2 separate regions of the Mus musculus genome follow, and region 1 is linked to region 2. The links are chromatin loops, found by intact Hi-C in ENCODE. Cell type or tissue: gastrocnemius. All regions are shown on one strand. Links, peaks and the distances in the headings refer to the core of each region. The heading gives the core; the rest is flanking DNA.

What was found. Hi-C counts contacts between places; a loop is a spot of excess contacts. Peaks named below come from ENCODE experiments on the same cell type or tissue, not always from the same donor. Only the 100,000 strongest peaks of a DNase experiment are listed, where the experiment ranks them.
Region 1: a loop joins it to region 2, with 17 times the contacts of the local background. A loop is called at or near these places in 35 of 42 quality-filtered maps.

Annotation. Positions count from the first base shown.
Region 1 is chr10:3,529,653-3,534,048 of GRCm38, forward strand. All of the region lies in intron 2 of Gm30033 (a long non-coding RNA gene), which reads left to right. Among named protein-coding and RNA genes, the nearest start is that of Iyd, 8.4 kb to the right of the region's middle. In gastrocnemius, for the core only: a CTCF peak has its summit at 1,969 (motif pointing left); DNase peaks (open chromatin) are centred at 351, 759, 1,293 and 1,939.
Region 2 is chr10:3,331,022-3,335,417 of GRCm38, forward strand. All of the region lies in intron 1 of Gm29826 (a long non-coding RNA gene), which reads left to right. Among named protein-coding and RNA genes, the nearest start is that of Gm40590, 13 kb to the right of the region's middle. In gastrocnemius, for the core only: no CTCF peak of the experiment used is centred there; a DNase peak (open chromatin) is centred at 2,042.

The sequences.
Region 1 (4,396 bases), core at 273-4,272, 200 kb after region 2:
GTAAGCTCTGAGCAGAGAACCTCCAGAATTTTGAATGGCGTCGGCCCAAGGGGTCACTATCATTTGCACAAGTGTGCAAGCAAAATAATATTCTCTGAACAAACTCGATTTCATCTTTTAAATATATGTTTTTCTATACAGTAGAAGCCAACATATACAAGTAAAAATATTAGTTTCACTAAGGTTCTGTGGCTATGGCCTTCTTGCCTGTAAGGTAGGATAGCTGAAAAAAAAAAAATCATTAGGGAATTAGCAAATCCCTCAGTATTCTCAAACCTTCTTAAGTAATTTGTGCTGCAGAAATCCAACATTAAGCTCTGGCTTTGTTCTAGGCTGCTGGCAAGCTGCCTAATTACAGTACTGCAGGAGTCTCCGCCGGTCGTTCATGTGTGGCAACAGCTTTACCTGTAATTCTTTCATTCAGTGAGCCAGCGTTGCAGACTAAACTCCTGGAGTTGTGGATCCTTAGGACTTTTAGGCCACACCCCAAAGCCACTTCCCCACATCCTTCCTTAACCTGTCTGCTACTAGATTTGACCCTTCAAGCTGACCTTTTCCCCATCGGTGGTAATGAGATTCGGCTTTCCCAATAGAGCCTTGATTTCTATGATAATCCACAAAAAGGAAAATAAAAAGATAAGTTCATATCACATGAGCTCTTTCACCAAATCCACATGAAGAAAAAGACTTGTAAAGCAAGGCAGCTGGCAACGCAACGTCAATTCCCAGTCCTCCAGGTCAGCCCAGCACCTGCCTGCTCTCCTGGGAATGGCTGCCCTTTAGCGTTGCTCTGTTACTCCTTGTTTACTGCAAAGCACTGGTAATTGATGTTAATGCTCTATTAAACAGATAAGGCTATGCCAGAAACGCCTTGACTAAGGCAGTTCAGTTCTACCCAATGTGTTGAGCTTTCTCTCTTAACAATTTAATTTTGTTCTGATGGCATCTAAGGAATGACAGACTTTGAGCCTCGGAATGAAGACATGAATGGCCTTTGTTGAGGGGGGCTTAGGATTTCAAATTGCTGATAAATAAATTAGGCCAGTGGCCTCACTGACAGATGACAAGGAGGGAGGGAAGAAATTGTGACTAGCACCTAGAACTTGAATCACTACAGAAGGCCATTCCGCAGCAGTGATAGTGAACACGGATCAGCAACTGGAGTGGATCTAGACTCACCTAGGAGACACAGTCCCTGGCACAGCGACAACAAAGGATTATCTGGAGTACATTAGCCTCTGTATGAGCCTGTAAGGGGTTGTCTAGATCGGATTAATTCAGGGGTGAAGACCTTAGTTGTTCAGAGCAGCATTCAATATGTTGGGGTCCTGGCTTTTTCTGCTTCCTGAGTGTGGATGCAGGTGACTGCTTCCCTGCTGTGATGGAAGATTCCCTAAAGGGCTGAGTCAAAACAGATCTTGTTTTTCTTAAGCCACTTTTGCTGGCTATTTATTACAACAATGATAGTCCTGCTAGATACGGACCAGGGGCGTGGCTTCTTTCTTCCTGCCTAGATGTCTGCAAGTACAATGATGTAGGCAACATAGGAAGAGAATCCAACACAGTTTTTCTTAGGATAATTTCTTCTATACTGTCCTAGGTCTGTGCGCCTCAAACTATAGACCTTCTGACCTGCAGGATGCCTCAGGGAAGCTTATTCTCTGGAAGGGTATCTATTTCCCAGGTTGTTTTCACAATAAACACAGCCAGAGTGGCTTAAAACAACACAGGTCTATTTTCTATGGCTCTGAAAGTCTGGTGTTAACAAGGCCTTGGCATGAACCTTCTGTGCTTCATTCAGCTTTGTCTACCATCCATCCTGTTTCTATGCCCTTAGGGCTCTGATACCATCCTTGTCCTTCCAGTTTAAGTTCCTAGAGAACCATAGACGTTGCCACCCACGGTAGTGCCAGCCAGGCATTGAGGCTGCCAGCCTGCCTGTCCCGTTCAAGCATGGCCCTCTCCTGCCATCTTGTGGCACAATCTAGGTTTTGGTTGACTTTTCGTCTGTTTTGCCTGATGCTGTTTCAAAGCCCAAACCATATAGGTACTGACTCTAATAAGTCTCCCATTTTGACTCTCCTAAGTACCCTCCTAGCCACCAAGTCACACTACAACTTTAAGCTCACTTTCCTGCGACTAGCCCACTCTGTCCCTAGATGTTCTCAGTGTGTCCTTGGTCTTATTGACTCCACAGTTCATTTTTCTGCTCTCTAATGCTTTTTTTTCCCCCTAGCCATGGCTACTTAACTCAGTCTATAAATGTCAATCTTTTCTAACCAATAAGACCAGTGGCTTTCATATGTTTGTGAGTAAGATCTCCAGGGAGAAATTAGCTTTCAGTTCTGATCTTACACACACAAGCAAAGATATTTTGACTCTCCTAAGTGCCGTGAAATAGTCCTTATTGTTCTAGGATGCTGTGCATTCATTCTTCTGTTCTAGCTTGGGGGTGGGGGGAATTTGGATGTCATTAAAAATGATTCACAACCTTTGATTGGTTTTACAAGTGCTATTTTCACCGGAGCCGGTGTCCAAATTAACACAGAACTTTCTCTGTGTGTACACATAAATCTCTGTGTGTGTATGAGATTGTGTGCATACATGCGTGCGTGCGTGCGTGTGTGTGTGTGTGTGTGTGTGTGTGTGTGTGTGTGTGTGTGAGAGAGAGAGAGAGAGAGAGAGGGAGAGAGAGAGAGAGTATGAGTGTGTGTATGAGTGTCTGTGTGTGTGAGAGAGAGAGAGAGTATGAGTGTGTGTATGAGAGAGAGAGTGTGTGTGCGTGTGTATGAGATTGTGTGCATGCATGCGTGTGTGTGTGTGTGTGTGTGTGAGAGAGAGAGAGAGACAGTGTGTATGTAGATATAAATATGTGTGTGTCTCTGTGTGTGTGTGTATGAGAGAGTATGTATATACACATAAATCTGTGTCTGGGTGTGTGTATGTGTTATTGTGTGTGTGTGTATGAGAGTGTGTGTATATAGATACATATATACACATAAATCTGTGTCTGTGTGTGCATATGTATATGGAAGAGTGTGTATGTGTCTGTTTGTGTGAGTGTATGAGAGTGTGTGTGCATATACACAAACCTGTGTGTATGTATATGAAAGAGTGTGTTATGTGTATATAATATAAATCTTTTTTTGTGTGTGTGTGTATGCAAATCTGTGTGTCTGGGTTGTGAGTATATGTGTATGAAAGAGTGTGTGTGCACGTAACTGTGAATGTGTGTGTGTGAGAAAACCTGAGATTGGCATCTGGTTCCTTACTCAGCCTCTTGCCACCAGGTATTAGTAATCTCTTGATGGTTCTAGCGTTACAGATCAGTGCTATTGTCCCAAGCTTTGTTGTATGGGTCCTGGGAATCCATGCTTCCGCAGCGGACACTTTACTGAGCCACTGCCCCAGCCCTGAGTTGAACTTTTACTTCCCTCTTAATTCCCAATAGCAAGAAGAGTAATGCTCTGCCCTCTCCCTTGTGTATGTGTGTGTGTGTGTCTGTGTGTGTGTGTTTGTGTGTGTCCTATTCCTCTCCCCTGTCCTTCTTCTACCTCTGCCCCCCCCCCAAAAAAAAAAACAGTGTCTCACTGTGTAGACAAGGCTGGACTGGAACTCTCAGAGATCCACCTGTCTCAGCCTCCCAAGTACCAGTACTAAAGTCTTACACCACCATGCCTGATCATGAGCAATTTCTTTAAAAGCTAAATTAGACTAAGTGTCGTAGGATTTAAAGTCCTCCAGCCCAGTTAGAATAAAATCCATCTCCTTTACAGGGCTTGCAAGCTTCTTTAGGGAAGGCCCCAGCTCCAATAGGGCTTGCACTTAGACTCACTCTGGCTGCTTTGCAAAGGCCACTAGTGTGGGTTGTAGCTTTCTTTGATACTCCTCTCATTTAGTTCTCGGTCTCACCATCTTGTCCTTAGAGTGGTGTTCCCGAGCACCCTAGCCAAGTCCCACCAATGCTTCTTGGTCTCCCCTAAGCTGCACCTAGAACAATTGTCCTTCAGGGTCCTGGGGGTGAGGGACGTTCCAGGAAATTCCCTCTTGGCTACTAAGAGTTAAGATTGCTCAAGCCCCTTATGCAAGTGGTACACTCTTTTTACACACAGCCCACACACCTCTGTGTATGCTTTAAAACCTCTAGATTGCTTAGAATCCCCAATTCAATGCAAATCCTATATAAACAATTACCCTGATAATTGTGTTATACAAGGGAAAGCCTGTACAAATTCACAATGGGTGATATTTTCCCCAGATATCTTAGATCTGGTTGGTTGAAGGTGGAGATGCAGAAGGCTTGGCAGGGGAGGGTCGACTGCACTTGCAGACCCTGAAAAGCATGCATTGCTTTGCTCCCCTTTTTGTGGTTACCCTGTGGGTGTTAGCTCCACAG
Region 2 (4,396 bases), core at 129-4,128:
AACCTGTTAATGGGTAAAGCATATCCACAAACACTTTAAGACAAAGATGAGATAATGGCCAACAGGGATAAATAAAATCACTGAACATCAATGATTATTTGAAGTGGAAACTTAAGGTCTCTTTGGAAAGTTTGTTGGATGGTGTTTTGCTGGGGCAAACATGTGAAGGAGTGATTCATTAAAGTGGACACAGGTATGAAAGGCTAAGGCAGACACATGAAGGAATGCTGAAGTAGACACAAGAGAGAGGATGTTCTGCTATAGCAAGCCCATAAAAAGACTTGTGATGAAGGATTCTTTGCTAGTGACAAACATGTATTGGTTCGCCTTACATTGTGTAGCTAAGCTGCATTTGTCGGTACGACATAGAGAAAAACACACCGAAAACCTTCTGCTGGTGTGCTGCAGTTTGTTGCTGCTGAACCTGACTCTATCGAACTGGACTGCTGATGTATCTGTGAAGTGCTTGCGAGTGGATGGAGTTGCAGCTGCCTGCAAACTTGTGAACTGAACTGCTGATTTATAGACAACACAGATGTGAGTTGCTCCAAAGAACCTTTCTAAATAGGTCCACTTCCCCCATAGCCTTCCTTTTCCACTACCTCTGCTGGGTGGTGGGCTCCAAGGAAGGTTAAAGCATTTAAGAACCATTGTTAAAAATAGGATTTGAAAAATTAAAGTTACAATTATTGGATAAATGCAAATTGAAACCATAATGAGACATCACCTCACAGCTGTTGGGATGTCTGTTATCAAAAAGATAGAAGGTAATAACTGTTCACAAAGATATGAAGAAAAGATCCTTAAACATTGCTAGTGGATATATAAATTATTAGCACAGCCATTGTGCAAAGCAGATTGGAAGTTCCTCAAAGAATAAAAAATAAATAAAATAGAATTTCTTCTGATCTAGCAATTCTGCTTCTGGGTAAATCTCCTAAGGAGATGGAGTCAGTTGTTTGAAAATGTTTGGTTTCAGACCCTGGATAAGGGACTGAGGCATGTATCTTAGATACCAAAATTGACCTGGCCTCCAGGTTCTCCCAGCATCCCTCAGTCCCTATCTGGCATATTTTGCCCACAACCCTGAACTTTCCAGCCCAGGAACTTGGCTGTCCTTCCTTCTGAGGCTCTTCACTATCCAGACATGTTGGCCTCTTGCCCTTCATTCTCCCCCTTTCTCTCTCTATGCACACACTCTTTCTCTCTCTTTCTCTTCCCTCTCCCTTCCCATGGTGACTTTCCTGGCCTCCTTCACTGGCTAGTGAACTTGCCTGAGAGCAGTTTCCCAATGAACCTGTGTTTAATATATTTGAATCTGGCTTGAATTGGCTTGTTTCACCAGCAGAGAAATAACTTATCAGAAAGTGAGGTTTATAATCTCACTATTTGTAAGAGTAGACACATGTCTACCAACAAATGAATAAATACAGTGGTGTATGTGTGTGTGTGTGTTGTAATACTAACCAAAGTTGAAAAAAAATAAATTTTATTTAAACAACAATAAGGTTAAGGCTGGAGAATAATATGATAAATTAAAGAAGCTACACTCTAAAAAAAAATGTGATATGGTCTCATTTGGATTTGGAATCCAAAGGAGCAAAGGGAAGAATTCTTTGCTTTGGTTTTCAGGGATTGTGGATGGGTGAAGGGTTGGGAGATCCTGGTCACTGAGGCTGAAGGAGTAGAAAGTTCTGGGGATCTACCAAGTGGCATGGTGACTGTAGTTAACACCAGTTCTGTTTACTTGAAGCTTGTCAGAGAGAAGAGCTTAAATATTCTCATGGCACATAAAAAATATTAAGGAGGCAAGATTATGAATGTCTGTTGGTTTGATATGATCATGTCACAGTAATCAAGCTTTGATAAAGCTGCAAACAAACACAAATGTTTCCACATCCAGAGGATATCCTGTCCCTTTACTACACAGAGGCAACCTCTATTCTTTTTTTTATCGTCCCCAAATTTTACTTTATGTGTATGGATATTTTGCCTGCATGTATAGATGTGTCAAATGCATGCAGTGCCCACAGAGGCCAGAAGAGGGCACTCTGGAACTGGAGTATGGAGCCACCACATAGATTCTGGCAATTGAACCCAGATTGTCTTGCCTGCTAAGTGATCTCTCCAGCCCTGCATCCACCGTTCATAACCCTCTCACCACTGATTTTGTTTTGTCTGCTCTTTGACTTCTTGTAATTTGACTCAAGAAGCATACCTTTGCCTGGGTACAGCTTCTTTTGTTCTCAGCCCGACTGTGAGTCTTTCTGGTTTGTGTATCTTAAGTCCCATCTTTTGAAGATCTCGAGTTAGCCTTCTTTTGTATGACTGTCTTGCAATTCTCTCTGTACCAGTCACTCTTCTGATGGTGAACATTTGAGTTATTTCTGATTTCTAGGGATTATGCACAGAGCTGCCATGAACTTCCTTGTCTTTAAATATTGGCTTCTATTATAAAATCTCAGGTATGTTTCCTAGAAACCATTTGACAGACAAATAATATGGCATCAGGCAGGCAGGCACTTTAAAACCTCCAAACTATAGGATAGCAAGTTCAAAGGGAACAAAAATGACACATTTGAGAGCAGGTCCCCACCTTTGCTTTGACTTCAGCATACAAACAGGATGTGTTTTCTCTCACTGCAAACAAGGCATCCTCATGTTTAAAAGTAAAAGATATTTCAAACTTGAAAACTATTACTATTGTTGTGTGGCACAGCACACATGTGGAGGTCACATGAAAACTTGCAGGAGTTCATTCTTGCCCTCCACTGTGAGATCCAGGGACCAAACTCAGGTTGTCAGTTTTGTGTGGCAAGTGCTTTTACCCACTGGACCATCTCACCAACCTTAAAACAGTATTTTAAGAACTAGACGACGAAAGAGAAAAAAAAAATCTAACTCTTTGGATTGGACAATTATTTCTTTTGACATCTATTTCAATGATACAAACATTTGTAATTGTGCCAGGAAATGTTCATGAACCACAAGAGACCACCAAGGAGACAAAACTGGTTCAGTTACATTAGGCTCTCTTTATTCAAACTTGAGCCAAGCCTGACACAGCAGGAAGGTAGAGCCCTGAGCCATGTTTTAGGCAAGGATTTATAGAGACAAGACGGGGAGTATCTAGCTTGATACACATCTGACTGGGGGGCCATTATGGCCTTTAACATAACTGGCTGGTGCTAGAGGCCAAACCATAAACTTAACTTCTGCTTTCCTCCTGATTGGTGGTTGTTAGGAAGTGACGTGTCAGAGGCGGGCTTGTAACCTGGAGGTGTAGGTTTGTTGGGGAAATAACCTGGAAACTGGTGCTAGGTACTGGCCTGTTAGTTAACTTGAGTTCAACCTTAGGTCAGGTTCTCTAAGATGGAGTCTGAACCCAAAAGATTTAGTCTTTCATAATTATATTGAGAAAATCGTCCCCAATCTCCACTGAGATGGAAGCCTTGGTATGGCTAAATGATTCATAGCCTCTTCTTAGGAAGAAACTGCTCTTCCCAAGAAAACATTTAAGCAGTTGTCTGATATACTTTTAAGGGATCAAGACATGATCAAAGAAGCTTGTAACCAACCAATTAGTTGACTGCTAGCTGAGTGAACACTCTAGTGACCTTTAACTAAACATTTAGCAGAGTTAAAGAGTAACTTTCTGGGGGATGCAAATTAGTGCAGACACTGTGGATATAAATATGCAAAGTCTTCAAAACTAAAAGTGAAACTAACTACAACCTAGCTATGCCAGCCCTGTGGCTATAACATGAAGGGATCTAAGTCACACACCATGGGGCTACCTGCATCCCCATGTCCATCATGCATAGTAACCAAGATACAGATTCCACACAACATCCAAAAATGACACTGGACCCTCTCATGGTAATGATGTGAGTCACACTCTGAGTAATCAATATTGCACATTTTCTCTCATGTGTGGATGCTAAATTTAAAAACACATGGAAATACAAGGTCTGAGTGTGTGTCGGGGGGGTATTTGAAAAGAGAAAAGTGACCAGCAGGAAGTGGGGGGGGGGGGGAGTACAAGAAAGAAGCTTAGTGTTGATAATGACAGGATTATATAACATTATGAAAATGTCATAATAAAATCCATTGTTTTATACAATGATTATATGCTGGTAAAATTTAAAAAACACCCATTTTCTTTCCCTGTAAGTGTGATTACCACACACACACAAAAAAAAATCTTTGGAATTAGTCCACTATAGGTTTTTCTTTTTTCTTTGTATTAAACCCATAAAATAACTTTTTTTTTTTGAGACAGGCTCTTACTAGGTATCCCAGGCTGGCTTTGCACTCACAGAGATCTACCTACCTCTGTCTCCCAAGTGCTGGGATTAAAGGCATTCACCACCACACTTGGATATAAAAGTAACTT